4 separate regions of the Homo sapiens genome follow, and all the other regions are linked to region 1. A link is a contact called in ENCODE Hi-C or POLR2A ChIA-PET data. All regions are on one chromosome and are shown on one strand. The core of a region is the stretch at or near the end of the contact, and the rest is flanking DNA. Distances in the headings are between cores, read along the strand shown.

Region 1 (4,807 bases), core at 847-3,346:
AAAAACAGTCAATAGATGGTATTTATTATTTTTGCTATGGATGAGTGTTAAAATAATAGATATGTAAAATGTAAAATGCTACAGAGCTTAATAGGGAATAGTACTGGGGGAGGAGGGAGAGGAATAAGATGATTCTTCAATTGGACCTGAATGTAAGAGTTTTGCCAGGCAAATAAATGCAGAAAAGTGCCTCCCAGCAAGCACAGTGTAACAAAGCACACAAAGGGAAAGAAATTAAAGTGTTTCTAAATGAACAAAATTGTTACAGTGTTTGCTTGTGGGTATTAGTATCTGTTCAGCAGTTATTATGTGGCAAGTACAAATTTATCTTTACAAAAACCCCTGTGAGGTAGATATTGTACTCCCCATTTGACAGATCAGAAAACAGGGGTTTAGCAAGGATAAACAACCTGCACGGTAATACATGGATGCTATGGGGTAGAGCCAAGGGAACAATCCAAGTGTGTCCGACTCCAAAGGTTATGCTCTTGGAAAATCAAACTGGAGAGAATGGCAGCTCTTATAAAGCATGCCAAGGATGTGGTCATTTATTTAGGAAACAAAGGGGAAACATTAAAGGTGTACAGGCTTGACACATTCAAAGCTGTGTTTTCAAAAGTCGTTCTGCAAAAGTGTGGGGGATGGGCTGGCACAGTTAACATCAGAAAGCAGCTAAAATACTCCTGCAATTGCTCGAGGCTATGATGAAGGCAGCAGCATCAGGAATGGAGCGGGGCTGCCCTGAGACACCTCAGAGGCAGGACAGTGGTAGTGGGCATGAAAGGGGAAGCAGAAATGCCATGACTCCTGGGTTGGTGGCTTGGATGGTGCCATTAGCAGGCTTTGGGAATCCCATTTTCACTCATGTGACGTTTGATGATGTCTGCATGTGAGACATCCAGTGGAACCTATGAACATGAAGTTCAAGAAATAAGTCTGGCGGAAGAAAGAGATTTGCAATTTAAAACCATCTTAATAGGTAAGAATAGATAGGTGCACGAAGACACGCACAGGAAGAAGGGGAAGGCCGAGAAAACAGATGCACAGGCGCTAGAAGAGACTGGCCAACATTCGCTTATTCTAAGGGTGGCCTGGCCGGCTTGAGCCCCCACGGGAAACCTGGCTAGCCGCAATCCTGGCGTGGCACGGCCCTGGGGACCCCAGGCACCGCCGACAGCCGGGCGCCCCCACCCCGCCCCCACCGGCACCCCGGCCCGGGCTTAGGCATCGTCGGGGACGCATAGGACCCTCGCCCTGGCCCCCGGGCCTCCCGGCTGCATCTGCTCACCGAGTCTAAGATCCAGCGGACACCAGGGCTGCAGGCCGCTACCAAGGCCCCGCAACGCCACCATGATCCCAGGGCACCGGCTCGCCGCCGCCGTGCTCAACTTTCAAAGCTCGCTCCCGCGCGCGCGCCGAGTCGTTCCTGTGGACCAATCACAACGTACAGAATTTCCCACTGGCCAACCACCGCGCCGAGCCGTTTCCATTCGCTCAACCAATCACCGGCGTCGTCCGCCGCACGCTCAGAGAACTGGGCGGGCCGAAAAGTGGAAGCCAAACAAGGCTCCTGCGGGTGTTCCGCTAATTCGTTCGAGAAGGAGCCAGGGCCTGAGTTAAACCCTAACAGCGTTTTTCCCGCCTCGTTTTTCTTCAATGGGGGAAAATCTAAAGGGTATCTGAGATAGGGTACTTCCGGTAGTAACTGTCACCTTTGCCCTCGTCAGGCGACATTTCGCGTGCGTGTCAAAGGGCTGCCTTTCCCGTCAGCACTCGAACAGCGTAATATCCGAATGTGAAAGGCAGCCCAACGTGTATCGAGCTAAAGTAATAAGGGAAAAGTAGCCGAAAGCACTCCGAGAAGACAAGACAACTGCAGTTCTGTAGGGACTGCGCGGCACGCGTGGGCCCAGAGCCTGTCCCAGCGAGGTAGCAGCTGCCATGCCGACCGCTGGAGCGCCGGCCGCGCTCTCCCTGCGCATGCGCAGCGAGCTCTCCTCCGGGCTGCCGGGAGTCCCAGGAGCGTTAGGGGGTGCGCCTGCGCGCCGCTGCTCCAGCGCATCCGGGCTGGAGCTCGCCCGCCCCCTCCCCCGCCCGGAGCCGCCGAAGCGCCTCGGTGCGTTGCACCGCCGGAGGCTGGGCAGCTCGCAGCGCTGCTCGGCGCTGGACCCCACCCGGCAGGCGCAGGCCACCCACACCCGGCTCTGTGCGGCTGCCCCCCGCAGCATTGCACGGCCGACCCTCGCCCGCCCACTGCCACCGGCCGCGGGACTGGCTGGGACTGGCTCGGCCGAGGGCACTGCTCCTCGGTGCATTGCTGCTCGGGCGCCGCAGCCCGCAGCCGCCAGCCTCCCCCGGCCGTGCCCCTCCCCCGTGGAGCCGGCTGTCCGTCGGCGCCCACTGCCCGGCGGCAGCGGCGGAGCCAGGCAGCCCCGCGGCGGCCGAGCGCGCTCGCGCATCGGGCCCTCTGGCCTTCTTTACCTAGGGCAGCCCGCGCCCCGGTGCGAGGGAGCGGTCCTTACCGAGACCCGCCCGGCCCGGCGGTGCGATGAGCTTCTTCGGCTTCGGGCAGAGCGTGGAGGTGGAAATCCTTCTGAACGATGCAGAGAGTAGGAAGCGGGCCGAGCACAAGACGGAGGACGGGAAGAAGGAGAAATATTTCCTCTTCTACGACGGGGAGACGGTCTCCGGGAAGGTGAGCCTTGCCCTCAAGAACCCCAACAAGCGGCTGGAGCACCAGGGCATCAAGATCGAGTTCATCGGGCAGATCGGTGAGTCGACCCCCGGGACCCCCTCCCCCAGCGCCGACAGCCGGCCGGGGAGCAGGGTGATTCAGGGCCCAGCTCCTCCGGCGAGGCCTGTCACAGTCGCTTGTCAACTGCAGTCTGAGGCCTGGGGTTCAGCTACAAGTCCCGCCCGTGGGCGACTCCCCCTGCGTTACTGTCCTCCCTGCCAAAAGTGACAGCGCGCTGCCAGGGAGATGGGGACGGCGAGGGCGGGAGGAAGCGCCCTGCTGTGCCTCGTGGGATGGGCACCTTGCCTATGGGTTCTCCCCATTGTCTCCGGCATGCACTCGGCTTTGCTTCTTGTCCCCAGGATTTCTGGGTGAGGTGCTCTGGCCATAGCCTGCAGGTGGGTTTGTTAGGGGGAGACCGCTCTGCCAATACTGGCTTTCCCATCGCCCGGCCATCTGCAACTGCCAGACGCAAAGTGAGGCTCGTCCACCGAGCCCCACTTCCCAGAGCCCGCACCAACCCGTTTTTCTCTTTAGATGTGGTGTGAGAGAGCTAACCAGTTCTCTCTTACCTCACCTCAGCCCTGAACTACCTATGCTTGTACATGTTTCCAGAAAGAAGACCCATAATCTTCAGTCTAAATCTGACTACCTAGGCTGCGTTTCTTAGACTTCTTTATTAGAATGCAAGTTTTCAGTTACCACATTTTCTGTTTAAAGACAAAGAAATGGTGTTTCTAAAAACCACAATTAAGTGATCAGAGTTTCTCAATGCTTTAAACATGATTATTAATCATTGGAACTAGACAGCGCCAGGCACAGTGGCTGATGCCTACAATCCCAGCACTTTGAGAGGCTGAAGTGGGAGGATTGCTTGAGGCCAGGAGTTGGAGACCAGCCTGGGCAATATAGCAAGACCTGCCTCTACCCCCAAAAATTTTTTTGTAATTAGCTGGTCGTGGTGGTGCTTGCCGGTAGTCCTAGCTCCTCGGGGGGCTAAGATGGGAGGATTGTTTGAACCCAGGAGTTCCAGGCAGCAGTGAGCTGTGATAACACCACAGCACTCCAGCCTGGGTGACAACCAGCAAGACCCTGTCTCAAAAAAATAAACAAATAAACAAATAAGAACTAGACAGTAAAAGGCAGTAATGGTAAAGTGATTTGGGGAGCTCCCAGTCAAGACTGGGTCGTCTCCAATTCTAAGCCTTATTTAGACTCTTGTGTATTATTAAAATGCTTGGGTACTTTTAAAATAAGTTGTTTTTGTCGTTAGGTTAGGAGTAGAATCACAGTAAATACCCTGTGAGCTACACACCTCTGGTAGAGAATCCATACCGATACCACACACTGCATACATAACTCTGTTTTTAGAGACTTCCTTGGGGAATCTTTGTTAAACTCTCTTATCCTGAGAGTTTAGCAAAGAATTTGCCGTCTTTTTTTCACAGAGGCAGGAAACACGGAGACACAGGTAGGAGAAACCCTGGGAAAAGGAGGCCTTGTGGCCTGGCTCTTGGGTTCACTGCTCAGCCTCAAGCATTTTGCCTCTGGTATTTAAGAACATGAAATCAGGTTGAAGACTGGCTGATCTTACAGGAAGCTCTTTGTTGTTATTTTAAAGCCAGAATATGAAAGGTCTTAGTGTACCAGAAAAGGGGCCGAAGAGTGAGTTCCATGCCTTCTGCTTTCCTGCTTCTGGGTTCAATGGTGGGGTAGATGGCAAGGTTCCTCAGTAGCAGCACTGTGATGTCTGGCATCGTTTGGCATGTTGTCATGGGATGTTTAGCAGCATTCCCAGCCTCTACTGACCAGACAACAGTAGCATCCCCCACTTGCGACCACAAAAATGTCTTCAGATATTGCTGTATATCCTCTGGAGGGTAAAATCATCTCTAGCAAAGAACCCCAGGATAAACAGGATGAGTCCAAAGCATATTATGCTACGCATAGTAAATAGTCGAGAAATCCTTGCCTATTGAGCAAGGTATTTTTTAGTAGCAGTTTTAAAGTTATTGCATTGATTCTTTGGCTCCATAATAATAATTAGTGTTGGCAGGCATGTTTAGTCTGTGT
Region 2 (4,807 bases), core at 2,017-4,516, 7.9 Mb before region 1:
TCTCATCATTCAAGTCTCAGCTCAAATGTCACCTTTTGAGAGGCTGTCCATGATCATCTTATCTAAAGAGCTTGGCCGAGCATGGTGGCTCATGCCTGTAATCCCAACACTTTGGGAGATGGGCAGGTCACCTGAGGTCAGGAGTTTGAGACCAGCCTGGCCAACATGGCAAAACCCCATCTCTACTAAAAATACAAAAATTGGCCAGGTGTGCTAGTGTACGCCTGTAATCCCAGCTACTTAGAAGGCTGAGGCAGAAGAGTCGCTTGAACCTGGGAGGTGAAGGTTGCAGTGAGCCAAGATTGCACCACTGTACTCCAGCCTGGGTGACAGAGTGAGACTCTGTCTCAAAGAAAGAAAAAAAAGGGCGGGGGGGGGGGGCTCCTATCCCCAGGCTCTTTCACACTGTCCAGTTTTGTCCTATTAACAGTACTTGGCCGGGCACGGTGGCTCACGCCTGTAATCCCAGCACTTTGGGAGGCTGAGGCGGGCAGATCACGAGGTCAGGAAATTGAGACCATCCTGGCTAACACGGTGAAACCCCGTCTCTACTAAAAATACAAAAAATTAGCCAGGCGTGGTGGTAGGCCCCTGTAGTCCCAGCTACTTGGGAGGCTGAGGCAGGAGAATGGCGTGAACCTGGGAGGTGGAGCTTGCAGTGAGCCGAGATCGCACCACTGCACTCCAGCCTGGGCGACAGAGGGAGACTCCGTCTCAAAAAAAAACAAAAAACAAAAAACAAAAAACAGTTCTTAATCATTATCTTGTTTACCTCATGTACCCCATTTGAATATACATTTTATGAAAGAAGAGGCCTCGTTGTCTTGCTTAGAACTAATAGCCGCTGGCACATGGAAAATGGAGACCTGGAAAGGTTAAGAGACTTTTCCAAAGTTGCACAGCTAGTCAGTGTTGGGGCCCGACTTCATGGCTCTCAATTATGGGCTCTTTTTGTTAAAACATAGCTACTTTGGCAGGGTGCGGTGGCTCACGCCTGTAATGCCAGCTCTTTGGGAGGCCCAGGCGGGCGGATCACGAGGTCAGGAGTTCGAGACCAGCCTGGCCAACATGGTGAAACCCTGACTCTACTAAAAATACAAAAAATTAGCCGGGAGTGGTAGCAGCCGCCTGTAATACCAGCTACTCAGGAAGTTGAGGCAGGAGAATCGCTTGAACCTGGAGGCAGAGGTTGCAGTGAGCCGAGATCGCGCCATTGCACTCCAGCCTGGGGGACAGATCCTAAGTCTCTCCTAATAATGCTTTCTGCATCACACACACACACACACACACACACAAAGTAGTCCTTTTTTTTTTTTTTTTTTTTTGAGATGGAGTCTCGCTCTGTCACCCAGGCTGGAGTGCAGTGGCGCGATCTCAGCTAACTGCAAGCTCCGCCTCCCGGGTTCACGCCATTCTCCTGCCTCAGCCTCCCAAGTAGCTGGGACTACAGGCGCCCGCCACCACGCCTGGCTAATTTTTTTGTATCTTTAGTAGAGACGGAGTTTCACCACGTTAGCCAGGATGGTCTCGATCTCCTGACCTCGTGATCCGCCCACCTCGGCCTCCCAAAGTGCTGGGATTACAGGCATGAGCCACCGCGCCTGGCCTAAAGTAGTCTTTTATCCAACTCCTAATCTATATTTCTGGTAGAAGTAATCCAAAAATCAAACTAACACATGGTACACTTTGTTATTGACCAAAAACTGACTGTAAATTGCATCTTGTTGCTAACGTTGAGAATGGCAAAAACTGTCCCACACCCATGAGATCTGTCTGAAAACCTAAACTCAAATCACTGGCAAAATAAATGTGTGGCTGACTGAAGCGATGTAAGTACCAACTCTTTTTTTTTTTCTTTGAGACGTAGTCTCGCTCTGTCGCCAGGGTGGAGTGCAGTGGTGCGATCTCGGCTCACTACAATACTCCGCCCGCGTTCAAGCGATTTTCCTGCCTCAGCCTCCCGAGTAGCTGGGACTACAGGCGCGGGCCACCACGCCCGGGTAATTTTTGTATTTTTAGTAGAGACGGGGTTTCACCATGTTGGCCAGGATGGTCTCGGTATCTTAACCTCGTGATCCGTCCACCTCGACCTCTCGAAGTGCTGGAATTACAGGCGTGAGCCACCGCGCCTGTCCGTAAGTACCAACTCTTCACAAAATTTAGATCTGTTAAATAACACCAGTGAAAAACGGGCTAACCAGAAACAATGGTCACCAAAGAAACCCTCAACAGCAGAAGTTACAAGTAATAATTTTATATGGCAAAAAAAAAAAAAAAAAAAAAAAAAAAGAGAAACGAAACCCTGGGAGACGAATCATACTGCAAATCATATCCCTGGGTAGCAGGGCAGAAATACAGGTAAACAAAATAGAGAGGAGGGGGATGCCTCTAGCCCGGAAATAAGTGGGTGGTGGAGATGGTTCTTCTGGCCATATTCGTTTACCTTTTTTGTCAGCAGAAAAGTACTGAGTCTACAAAGTAAAAAACTGACCACGATGAAAATTTCTGCAAAGTAATTAAAATGGGAGAAAAATGGAAATGGCTTAAATACTCGGTATAAAAAATCGACCAAGGAATCAAATGGGCTCACGGATTTGCGTCAGAAACGTTGCTTCCCCGATAATTGGTCAACGTCGGTGTAACTATGATTAAAATGTCAGTATTCAAACAAGGGCTCCAACACTACCGTGGCCCAAGGGCGTCTTCGGCTCCCACCCCGGGGCGTGGGCCTGGGGGTCCCTCTTCACTGCGCAGCCACCTCTAGCCCGCCGCTTTCGGGACTCTCAGCCTTCTTTTCCCTTCCCTGAGGGCCGGCCGGCACCACAACGGGGCCAAAGGCAGTAACTCGGTTGAAAGGCGCGCCCTGGGACAGGTCAGCGGGCTCCGCCATGCGCGGCACGCATCCCGCAGGAGCGGGTGCCAGAGCAGGGTAGGCCGGGAGTTAGCAGCCCAGCCAGGCCGCTGGACTCGGGCTAGGGGCGGGGCCAGCGCAGGGGGCGCAGGCGCACACCGCCTCCGCGGCAGCATGGCGGACGCAGCTCCTCAACTAGGCAAGAGGAAGCGCGAATTGGACGTGGAGGAGGCCCACGCCGCCAGCACAGAGGAAAAGGAGGCAGGAGTTGGAAATGGTACCTGTGCTCCTGTCCGCTTACCGTTCTCCGGCTTCAGACTGCAGAAGGTGCTGAGGGAGTCTGCGCGGGACAAAATCATTTTCCTACACGGGAAGGTACCAGGAGGCAACCCTGAGGTGGGATGCGGGAAGCAGTGAACCAATCATCGCCTCGGAGGCAGATTTTTTTTTTTCGGATCTCGGCTGGAAAATACCAATCATTATCACTCCGGGGAGGCGGGAGTGCGCCACTAGAATGCATAGAGGGGCGGTGAAAGGCGGCAAGATTGCCTTTGAAATTAAGGCAATGAACACATCTAGCTCTAATTTTTCTAATGTCTCCACTAGAAATATCTACTGGGAGAGTGCATTGCAGATTAAAGATCACATGTTACATTCCCCAAGCCATTCATCATCCATTTATGTATACAGGGACTAGGAACCCAGTCAATGTTAGATGTCTCGCTCATCCCTGTCCGTGGAAACGACATGAGACTGTAGGAGATGTGATCTCTGCCTTACGCGACTTCAGCCGTAACAGGAGAACAATATATTATAATTGTTAATTCAGTTCTACGCACGCACTTTCATGCATGCCAGACACTAAACTAGGTACTGGGGATGTGGAGACGAAAGTTACCATCCCTGATCTTCAGGACTACGGAATATTTCTGGCGAGACAGATACACACAGCTTGCTCCAATACCAACGTGCTCAGCAATCTGGCAGGGGCTGAGGAGAGATGGAGACCATTCCAGGAACTAGTGAGGAGGCCTAGCCAGAGCAGATATGGGGGTTCCCCAGAAACTAGTGAGGAGGCCTAGCCAGGGCAGATAAGGGGGTTCCCTAGAACTACTAGCAGGAACTCTCACCTTTGGGAGGATCAGGGAACCTTGGCCTAGGCTTCCATGCCTCTGTGTGTATCTGGTTTTTAAATTTTTATTTATTTATTTATTTATTTTTGAGACGGAGTCTCTCCTCTCTGTCACCCAGGCTAGAGTGCAGTGATGTGATCTCGGCTCACTGCAACCTCTGCCTCCCGAGTTCAAGCTATTCTACCTGCCTCAGCCTGCCCAATAGCTGGGATTACAGGCCCCCGCCACCATGCCCAGCTAATTTTTGTATTTTTAGTAGAGATGGGGGTTTCACCATGTTGGCCAGGCTGGTCTCGAACTCCTGACCTCAGGTGATCCGCCTGCCTCTGCCTCCCAAAGTGCTGGGATTACAGGCGTGAGCCACCGCACCCGCCTTTTTTTTTTTTTTTTTTTTTTTTGAGATGGAGTTTCACTCTTCTTGTCCAGGCTGGAGTGCAATGGCACTATCTTGGCTCACTGCAACCTCCACTTTCTGGATTCAAGTGATTCTCCTGCCTCAGCCTCCCAAGTAGCTGGGATTACAGGCATCTGCCACCATGCCCAGCTAATTTTCGTATTTTTAGTAGAGACAGGGTTTCACCATGTTGGCCAGGCTGGTCTTGAACTCCTGACCTCAGGTGATCCACCCACCTCTGCCTCCCAAAGTGCTGGGATTATAGGCATGAGCGACTGCGCTGGGCCTTGTTTTTTGTTGTTTTTTGTTTGTTTGTTTGTTTGTTTTTGTTTCTTGTTTTCTGTTTTTTTGTATGCGATTCTGTCTGGTTCTCTCAGCCCAGCTGTCTTCAGTGTGCAGCACCTGTTGAAGGTGTTAGTCATGAGAGCC
Region 3 (4,807 bases), core at 852-3,351, 5.9 Mb before region 1:
GCCAATACTTGGCCTTCATAGCTATCACTCTCCATAGATCCCCTCTGCTTGGCCTAAAGATAAAATATTCCTGGGTGTCTGTTGTAGGGACTAAAATATTCACATTTGGAAAGAGATAGTAGTGTTAGACTTTGCCCGTCAAACACAGCCTCAAAGTTAATTACCATTGCCTGGCTTGTTTCTAAAACCACCAAGTGTCTATTTGAGTGTCTGGGGGAAGAATAAGAGAGTTGGGCTAAATGAGGTACTATTATTTCTGCTGAATTAATTAGACTCAATTACAGAGTTAGATGGGGTCTTGTAGCTCTAGGGATCAGCCCTTGTTTCCTAAATATGGGAACCAAAGCCTGGAAGGAGAAAGATGTTTGTCCCTAATCACAAACACAGTTCCTGGTCCTGGAAAAATGTGACCTAGGTGGAGAAAGAAACAATAAAAAACAGAAAAGAAGGAGGCAAAAGAGGAGCCAGTGACCAAAGGCAAGCTTCACTTATTTATCCTGGGTCTGCCCAGGAATCTAGCATCAGACAGTAAGAGCCAACATGGAGACAAGTCAGGCCAGTGACCTCAGAGGCACGCGGCCACTAGAAAGAAGCCCCCGATGGCATGAAGCTTTGTTCTCTGACATAACCTATGCATCTAGCACTGTGCCTGCCTACAGGAGGTGCTCAGTTACTAGGAAATTAACAAAACTGCCTTGCAGATCTTTCCTGGCTGAAGATGAGGAGTGAGGGAAGAGAAAGAAGACAACTAAATTAGGCCCTCAGCTCCTATTTCCAGAACAGTTCTGAGAGTGTCTGTTTCAGAGTTTGAGTTTCCACAACTGCCTTTGTTAACAGGAGGGATCTATAAAAAACCAATGGTCTGGACCAGGGGCTCCCACTCTGAAAGTCTGTGACTACCAGGGGCAGTGGAGTTCTTTCACGATTCGCCTAATGTTGTTGTCTTAGAAATAATACCACTTATACAAAATACAAAACCAGCAGGACTATTTCCCAAATAAATGTAAATGAGACTGGAATTAATAAAGGTAAATTCATTTTTTAAAATTACAAAATACATAAAATCCTTTTGCTATTAAGTGTCAATGAGCCATCATGAGTATAAAAACTATAGTATGTTTTATGACTGTATTGATATTTGGAAGGGATTTCCCTGTTCATAATGTTTGGAAACCACTGCTCTGGACCTGTCCCCTAATTTCATAGATAACATCTTATAAACTTCTTCCAGAGGGGAAGAAGGATGTGGCCAAAGCCACTCAGCCTTCTGGTAGCAGAGCTGGGTATCAAATTCAGGTCATCTCTGTCTTTTTCTTTACATCACATTTCCTGAGGTGGCATTTTCTAATACCTTGATCCAAAAGGACCACTCAGTTCAACTCAATTTATTTCCCAACTGGTGATGTTGGTAGCCTAAATGGTGTGCCAGGCACTGCATCCTCTAAGTGTATTATTGTCACCACCCTTACATCACCTCAGTGAGGCAAGTCCTATTATCATTCCCATTTTAAATGTTAAAAAAAAAAATGGGGACTCAAAGAGTTAGACAGTTTTTACCAGGCCACATGATCAGCAAAGTGCAAAGCAAAGCTCAAATTCTCTGACTCCAAAGCCCAGGCTCTCATGCACTTTACTGCACACGACTTAAGGAACACATTTATAACAAACACTGGTGTCCATTGAAATAAAATTTAAGGGCATTAAAGGCAGCCCTCGGCAGTGTCAGCGATGACCCCACAATGACTGCTGTGGGCAAGGAGTGGCAGGAGGCAAGAGGTCCCAAGAAATGCCCCTAGAGAGGCCGTTTCTCAAGTGGAGAATGTGGACCCCAAGACCAGAACCACCTGAGTGTTTCCTGAGAATATCATATCTTAGATTTCATCCAGAGCAGTTCAAACAAGATCTCATGAGTGGATCTGGAGTATCTGCAGTTACTACAAAAACCCCAGCTGCCTTTGAGCTCACCGTAGTTTGAGAATGAGAGGGCTGAGAGACCCCAGGCAGGGTGTCAGTGTGAGGAGATGAAGGAGCAAGAAAGTAAAAGTCAACAGCAGGCCCAGCTCCAGCTGCAGAGGAGCCTAGTTGAGCCTCAGACACACGCTTGATGCTTCACATAGGGCCATTCCCCACAGCCTGGCTTTCTGCAGAGGGAGGAGGGGTGCCTTTCATGGTTCTGGGTGTGCAGAAGGTTTGCGTGTGTTTGTTTAGAACAAAGCCTATACTTAACTGGCACAAGTGAAACAGATTTTATAAATAGATGTGAGCATGAATGGTTTTTATGATTAGCTTGTTTTTAATCACCATGCTTGACCGGTGTCTGTGTTCAACTAAGTAAATATTTCTATGGTGATAGTATACACAATACAATGGCCATTATTTAATGTTAATACAAGTACCATATGGGAGGTCTTATCATGCGAGAGCCCCAAAGCATAATAAAAGCAGATAGGAATAGATAGGCAAGGGTGGGCCTTGCTGTACAGCTGGCTTGATAAAACATCTGCTCTTACAAATGTTGGCCATGCAAGTATTTATGCAAGATGGTTCTCCTGGGGGATTTTGGGGACAAGATCAGAAAGCCATGGATTCTGCGTTTTCTCTGTTACTCATTTGGTGACCTTGGATAAGTCTCTATACTAATTGTTTAAACATTTGTGCTTTAATTTCTCAATTCTTAGGTCTTTGCCTGCCCTCCAGAGACTAATGAAGATTAATTAACACCTGGCAGAATCCTTGAGTTATATTTTTAGAACAAAGAAACAGGGAAGGGTGGTGCTGAAATAATGCCTCATTATTTTAACATATAAAAGGGAGACAATCCAGTACATTTTTCACTTACAACTGGAAATTTGAGAAAACTTGAAGCTTCCTGAGATTAGTAAAGCAGCCTTGTCATGAACAAAGCCTCTTAGGAAATGTACTAGGTTGCAAACCTCGCCAGATGACTTTTCACTCAGTAGGAACAACTAAGATGATAAAGGGCATGAAACTAGAATGATTGTCTCCTGAAAAAGGGCAAATGGGAAGGTTAGAGCTTTTAGTGTCGTGGAAAGGGACATTTGCCTGTTCACAAAGGCGTTACTCCTCTGATTTGCCTTTCATTTTTTAACTTGATGATACTACAATGTTTAGTGCAATCCAGTGCTCCTAGCCTGTTTATGTATTATCTGGCATCATCTTCAGCACTAGCTATGAATAGATAAGAGTGTTCCATTCTACGCCTTAGTCTTTTGCATCTATATGTTCTAATGAAAAGTATCAACAAGAACTTTTCATATTTGTTTTACACTTCCTGTCTGTAATATGCATTTGCATTCATGATGTCATTATAGGAGATGGGTACTATGACCACCCACAATTTAAAACTGAAATGACCTCCAAGAGGCGATTTATCTAAGTGCAGGGTTTAGTTGGTGTAGAACTGGAGCTCAGACCCAAGACCTGTGCTCTCTGAGTGCAATGATTAAGGAGACTCTGCTTATTTGTGAATTAGAAACTGGAATTTGGCCCCAGGAAGAGGAGCTCTCCTGGGTGGTCAGGCTTACTATGGGGAACTCTCAATTAGATTTGAGGGTGTGGGCTAGTGCATGTTTTCCTTCTGGAAGTGAGGGCCTCTCGCAAGCACCCCATCATCTCCCTGACCACTCTGGCAAATTAACAGAGTGTTAATTTGTTTCATTTACTATCAGGGTGCAAGTTAGACGTAGGTGAGAAGAGACAGTGCCTGACAAATGCTTAAGGAAAGAGATGTGAATTCCCAGCTGTGTTTTCTAAGGTAATAAGATTCTTTCCAGTTGATTTACTACAGTGACCATAAATCTAGAAACAATATGTTCTTAAATATATTTGGAATGGCCACTGGGGAATGGCTGGTTAGCGTAGTACATGGCATGTGGGCTGAGAAGGGAATTATACATATCTAGGTGGGTAGATGACTAGGTTAACCAACTGTTCTGCCTCATTCCCCGGCTTAAATGTACTAGTGAAAACTGAGAGAAGGGCAGGGAGGTGTCCACGTTCCAGGCAACATCATGGTCCAGTCCCTGTTCTGAAGACGTGTGCCTCATGCTTAGTCCAGAGCCTGCAGTCAAGAAAATCACCCTGTCTGACCCAAGGAAACAGCTCAGCCTGGTCAGAAACAGGCACTCCTTTAAGTGGCTGTGAGAATCATGTGTGCTTGTGTATTCACATGCTTGTGGCTCATTTAGTCCCAGAAGGAAAGAGGGGGTGGCAACGCAGGTTATTAACAGGATAGGCTGAACAGCAGGACCGGTCTGTGGCTGATTTCTGCTCTTCTCTGCCTTCTTGACCCAACCTCCATGCATGTTTCTTATTATGCTGTGGATTTGTTTTGCACTGATGGGTGGGAAAAGACCGGTGAAGCAATAATCGTGTAAGTGAAAGCAATGACTCTCTGGTGTCCTCTACAAATTTCCCACAGTCTTTGCTAAGGCCTCAGGGCCCTTCAGGGTTTAGAATTACAGCTTTCAGTAAATCTCCTTAGACTCACACTCACATGTGCTGTAGTGAGACAGCACCAAATCTGTCCTGACAATTCTTCACAAAGCCAGAACCAGGCCCTCTGTCCAAACACTGATCGGTGATGAGGAGTAACTGTGACAATAGCAGCTACCATTTAGTGTGCAGGGAGTGCATGGCAGGCCCTATTCTAACCCCTTAAATGGATTCACCGATTTAACCCTCACAACAGTTTTTGGTAGTAAGTGCCATCATTATCCACCTTTGACAAATGAGGAAACTGAAGCACAGAGAGAGGTGAAAGACTTGCCAAAGCTAGTTATCAGAA
Region 4 (4,807 bases), core at 1,642-4,141, 5.5 Mb before region 1:
TAGTTTGAACAGGTTTACAAAGCAAGTCAGTAACCCCTGCATGCCTGGGTGCCTGAAGTTGAAAAGGGGTGGCTCTAAGATGTGGTCTACTACCTCTCCTGGACTGTTGCAGTTGGGTGTGGCTGATTTGAAATTGTGCTTCAAAAGAATGAGTTCTAGTCCCTGAATAGAGGAGCTCACACCACAGTGCACTGTAGATCTTTGTGATCCAGAAGTCCTCCAGATGTTCCCAAAAGGATCTCTAAGGTGTTGCTGGGGATGTTGTGTGTATAGGGAGTGTTCCCTTGGGGGCCTCTGAGCCCTCCTGGCAGAGAAGCCTCATAGATAATGGCATCCCCAGAAAACTCTACACTTGGAATGGGACCCAAATTAAATACAGCACCAGCAAGACTAACTGAGCCACTACCTGGAATATGTCAAGATACAGCAACTAACACTTACTTTATGTTTGTCATTTGCAAACCCTATCATGTCCGTTAATCCATTCAAATGCTGAGAGGTAGGCAGGGCAGCTATTATGATTCAAAAAAGAGGCCACATCTTTGTGGATTTGGGTTCTAATCCCAGCTCCTGCCGTCACTAGATGTGTGTGGTCTGAGCAAATCCTTCCACTTCTCCTAACCTTAGTTTCCTCATCTGCAACATGAGAAACTTGCTTTCCAAAGTGCCTCAAGCTATGGGAGTGGGGATACGGGAATGAGTCTCCCCAACATTCAGAGGCTCCCCCAGAGCTGGCAGCCCAAGGCACACCACTAAGTGCCACTGCCTTCTCCTCCCCTCTGCTGGCCGGATACTGACCAATGGAGAAACCAGGACTGGGGCGGGAAGGAGTAGGTGGTAAGATTCTTTTTCACTTGTTTCCTGCACCTGGAGACAACAGCAAGACCATTATTTGGATGAGTTATTGTTTAGAGTTTTGTTTGTTTTGGTTTGGGTTTTTTTAGCTTTATGAAAAGAAATGCCTATTTTTCAAATTTCAATTGTTCCTTTCTACTGCCTGTCCAAGCTCACTACTTTTCAAGAGGCCAATCCCTGGGTAAATCTTAGTGAATAGCAGTCGACTGTGTTATTTATCTGTGCCCCATGCTGGAGGTGCAGACTCGGTGAGACCAGCAGAGCAGCTGAGGTTAGACTCAGTGGAAAATCCAGAAGTGCAGATGTGGATCCAAATTGGGCTGAAAAAATCTCATGAGATCAGGCTTTCTTGGACTTCCTGCTTTTAGCCTAAGCACTATGTTCAACATAAACGAACTTTCGGTATTTTGAAACTTCCGTTTCTGATCTCAGAACCTGGAAGTAAAGAGCTGTTGTGAACATTTCCACAAATTTTGTCATGGTTATTCTGGAGGCAGAGTTGAACCCTGTAATTACGGAGCTTTGGGACTCACTACACCCACAGTGGCCTGCCTGGATTGCAGTATGGGAGAGGGGAAGGCATTTTGGTGGAGAGTCCAGGCTTTGGAGACAGGCAGGACCCTGTTCAAATTCTAGCTCTGCCATTTCCGGCCATGTGACTGGACCTGTCAGAGTCTCAGTTTCCTCATCAGTTAGATTAAAAAAAAAAAAAACAGTTCGTAATGTTGTGAGGACAAAATGGTCTGCGTGTGTGTGTACTCTTTCTCCCCTTTTCCCGTGTGTGTGTGTGTGTGTGTGTGTGTGTGTGTGTGTGTGTAAAATCTGTAATATTTATTTACTTATAGCTTGAATAAGTTCCCCTGGGAGTCTCAGGCTGCCTGCCTCTGATAGATGTGACATTGTGAAGTTGCTGAAATCCACCTAATTAGCTGTCAAAGAGTGCATTATACAAAGACAGCGAGGGCTCTGCATTCAGTCTAAGCTCTAAGGACTGGCACGATCTCTGGTGGACTTGAAGGGCAACGGAGACTTACTGCAAATTTTGGGAGCTGAATTACATTCATCCCGTCTACTCATGTTTCTGGGGCCTCATTTGCTTTCCTGGGACAAGCAAGGGCAAGGCGCTGGGCAGGTCAGTGCTGTGAGAAAGCAAGGTGCTCCAGCAGCATGGAGTCACCGGCTGAAATGGACAAGAGCTATGCAGGGCAAGGAAAAAGGGAGGAGAGGGAGTCAGGGCCATGGGAGACAAGGGACATGGAAAACCCACCCAAGGCTGCTGAGAAACAGGACTAAGTTAGTAAGCCCATCCTGCAGGTGCTACTACTTCTTCTCTGTTTCTTGGCTTACTTTTTTTTAAAACTCATTACGTGCATCGTTTAAGTTCTTTAAAATAATGATTGCAGAAGTGTCACTTCATCCTTGTATAAAATTTAAAACGTATAGAAAATTTCAAAATAAGAATGTAAAAGCACGCATAGTCTCACAATACAGAAAGCAGCCGATTCATATTTTGGTGCCCTTCCTTCCGGTCTTTATAATGCAAATATATAGACATATATGTATTATTTTATCTAGCCAGAATCATATTGCTTTGTAACCTCCTTTTATTCTCTTTATATTAAATTACGGCCATGTTCCTGTATCATTAAATATTACACTATATCACTACTTCTGATGGAAGTACAGCAAACCACTAAACACGGAAGTCAAGTCCTGGGCTCTGGAATAGTATATATTATTTTAGTTATGCCCAGCTTCTGGACCTGGGATGGCATTTTGTAACAGACGCAGCCTTATCTCTTTTGTATTTTCATAAAATCTTCAGTATAGGCTCTAAAAAGGAGCCCACGTGAAATGCTGAAAAGACGATGTTTAAAAAGTCACAAAGTCCCCCTAGAGTCATAAAACCAGAAACACTGGGGGGTGGGGAGGCCAAGCCGGGCCTTCGCTCACCTCCTTGTGCCTCTTAATGCAGCCCAGATGGAAGCCCGTCCAAGACCGGATTGCAGGCAAGCCCAGGGCCCGATCTGATAGCACAAAGACACCCACAACTCTGAATTTCCTGCTACCAGGAGGCCTCTTTTTGCATAGGCTGTCTGATTTACACATACGTGGAAAGCAGCCACTAATAATAGAAGGGTTGCCTCTTTTCTTCCGTTGTCAGACTCCGCGGGCCCTGCTCAGTGACTCCCGCGTCTCCAAGCAGCTGCCTGCCTCTCTTTCTGCCCCTCACAGCAACAGGGTCAGCCGGGCTCCTTGTAAGAAAGAGGCCAGGCCCTCTGCGCCTTCTCTGTGTGTGGCGGAGGTGGGGAAGGTGCTTTCTGAGGGCTCTTTGTCTGGCGAGCAAGCCGGACCTCTGTGCAACAGAAGCCGCCTCTGGCCACCCCCGGCCCTTCCCCCTCCACCCAGTCAAGTTCTGCACAGCCAGTGTTTTCTCCTCCAGCCCCAGCTAACCTGAGCTCTCTCAACTAATCCAGAGAAGCTTCTGGAGAATCTGTCCTTGCCAACTAGGGGCTGGCAAGTTCGTGAGAGAGAATTAATTCTCTGTGAGCCCCTTAAGACTAGTAACTATGTGGAGCTCACCCCTGTAGGATGCACCACAGACAGCTGGAATGGTCAAGCCCTTCAGGGATGCCTTCTTCTGCTGCCTTGATTCACATGGTGCCATCCACTCAATCATTCATTCATTCCGCCAGCCTGTACTTGGCACCTCCTATTCTCAGCACGGTGTAGAATATAGGGATGGAAGAATGGAGGCGAAGACAGACGAGGTCCCTGCTGTCACAGAAGAAACAAAGAATAAAAAGAGAAGAAACTAGAATTGAAGAGTCTGTGGTGGGGATTGCAGGGGAGATGCCTGTCAAGTTATAAAAGGCCCTAATACATTTTTGCTTTATGTTTGAAATTGTGACCCTGTCCTTAGCCTATTCCCAACCAGCCTCAAGCATGGTTCAGTCTCACAGTCCAGCTGCTGAGCTGTAGAGAGACCATCTCTTTATACAAGATCAATTATGGGTGCAAGAGCATGCCTGGCTCAAGCACACAGACCCACAGACCCTTGTGGTCAGGGAGTTCCTACATGAACCCAAACCTTTGGGGGCTGGGATGTTTACTCTTGGCACTCTGGGATTTCCTGTTTCTAAGAAAATGGGCCTAGATGCTCAGCTACATTAACCAAACAACATGTTGACACAAATGAATCTGAAGCTTGCCCGCTCCAGGCTCTCTAGAAGGTCAGGTTTGGGAATGAAGGCATTTGGGTGACTTTCCAAACTCTGAATCCCAAGCCCAGTGACTCAGGCCAGGTATTAATTTGAGGGATCTGCTTCCCTCCTCTTCCTGCCTAAGAAGGCCCCACTAAGTGGCTAGAGTCAGAGGCTCCCTGGTCATCTTGAGTAGTGGGAATGCTTCTCCTGTCTGTCTGCAGCTGGTCTTAGAGGGAGGCAGCCCAGGTAGTATGGTAGGATGCTCCAAAAGACCCACCCCGCAGAAACCTCCATCACGTTTCTGTCTGCCTGAAATCCTTGCCATGGGTTCACTCCTTTGAACGTCCAGGAGGTTCATGTAAAAATGTAAAAGTTACCCCCTGACGTGACTTAACCATATGACATTTGACACACGACTATATGACATTTACTATATGGCTGAGCCTAGCAAGGTCCTGGGAATATGGAAAACCTGAAACATTTTGACAGGGTATGGAGGAGAGGAAGGGGAGAAAGCAGAGGAAAAGCTGACAAGGTCAAGGGATGCTTCTCGGAGAAGGGAGAAGGGCAGGAGGAGGATGTTCAGGCAAGGAGCAGAGCAGCCTGGAGATGCCAGTTTGGTGATTATGGACACCTTGGCTGCTTAGCCAGAGGTGGCCCTCACAATGCCATTCCTGCTGTGCCCACTGCCCAGAGTGCCAGCAAACACTGCAGGATTTGCTTGCTCAGACTTCAGGCAATGCAGC

Evidence for each region. A loop is a pair of places that touch in the nucleus more often than their neighbours do. ChIA-PET counts read pairs that join two places held with the same protein, here RNA polymerase II (POLR2A). Pooled maps may share reads with other maps.
Region 2: a loop to region 1 is called in a pooled map, with 7 times the contacts of the local background. The contact joins the promoter of TIRAP-AS1 here to the promoter of VPS26B in region 1. A Hi-C loop is called at or near these places in 2 of 50 pooled maps.
Region 3: a pooled map shows a loop between it and region 1 (4-fold over the local background). The contact joins the enhancer-like site here to the promoter of VPS26B in region 1. A Hi-C loop is called at or near these places in 1 of 37 single-sample maps with no recorded cell type and 1 of 50 pooled maps. POLR2A ChIA-PET finds 5 or more read pairs at or near these places in 1 of 52 experiments (activated naive CD4-positive, alpha-beta T cell).
Region 4: a loop to region 1 is called in a map with no recorded cell type, with 6 times the contacts of the local background. The contact joins the enhancer-like site here to the promoter of VPS26B in region 1. A Hi-C loop is called at or near these places in 2 of 37 single-sample maps with no recorded cell type and 3 of 50 pooled maps.

Annotation. Positions count from the first base shown.
Region 1 is chr11:134,222,575-134,227,381 of GRCh38, forward strand. VPS26B (VPS26 retromer complex component B) reads left to right here and starts at 2,097. Exons shown (of 6, transcript NM_052875.5): 1 at 2,097-2,771. The coding sequence starts at 2,549. NCAPD3 (non-SMC condensin II complex subunit D3) reads right to left here and starts at 1,393. Exons shown (of 35, transcript NM_015261.3): 1 at 1,289-1,393. The coding sequence starts at 1,352. RefSeq lists enhancers at 1,834-1,883, 2,674-2,733, 2,834-2,983 and a silencer at 2,004-2,473.
Region 2 is chr11:126,301,056-126,305,862 of GRCh38, forward strand. It overlaps TIRAP-AS1 (TIRAP antisense RNA 1), which reads right to left and starts at 3,267. Exons shown (of 2, transcript NR_187388.1): 1 at 3,133-3,267. It overlaps DCPS (decapping enzyme, scavenger), which reads left to right and starts at 3,005. Exons shown (of 6, transcript NM_014026.6): 1 at 3,005-3,226. The coding sequence starts at 3,026. RefSeq lists a silencer at 2,963-3,092 and an enhancer at 4,751-4,807.
Region 3 is chr11:128,295,095-128,299,901 of GRCh38, forward strand. It overlaps LOC124902786 (a long non-coding RNA gene), which reads left to right. Exons shown (of 2, transcript XR_007062945.1): 2 at 1-1,055. Among named protein-coding and RNA genes, the nearest start is that of LINC02098, 89 kb to the left of the region's middle. Within about 2 kb of position 2,102, at least 4 of the 41 ENCODE cell types and tissues checked have a DNase peak (open chromatin) inside an H3K27ac peak, as active enhancers do.
Region 4 is chr11:128,717,725-128,722,531 of GRCh38, forward strand. All of the region lies in intron 1 of FLI1 (Fli-1 proto-oncogene, ETS transcription factor), which reads left to right. Among named protein-coding and RNA genes, the nearest start is that of SENCR, 24 kb to the left of the region's middle. RefSeq lists enhancers at 216-735, 1,254-1,463. Within about 2 kb of position 2,892, at least 11 of the 41 ENCODE cell types and tissues checked have a DNase peak (open chromatin) inside an H3K27ac peak, as active enhancers do.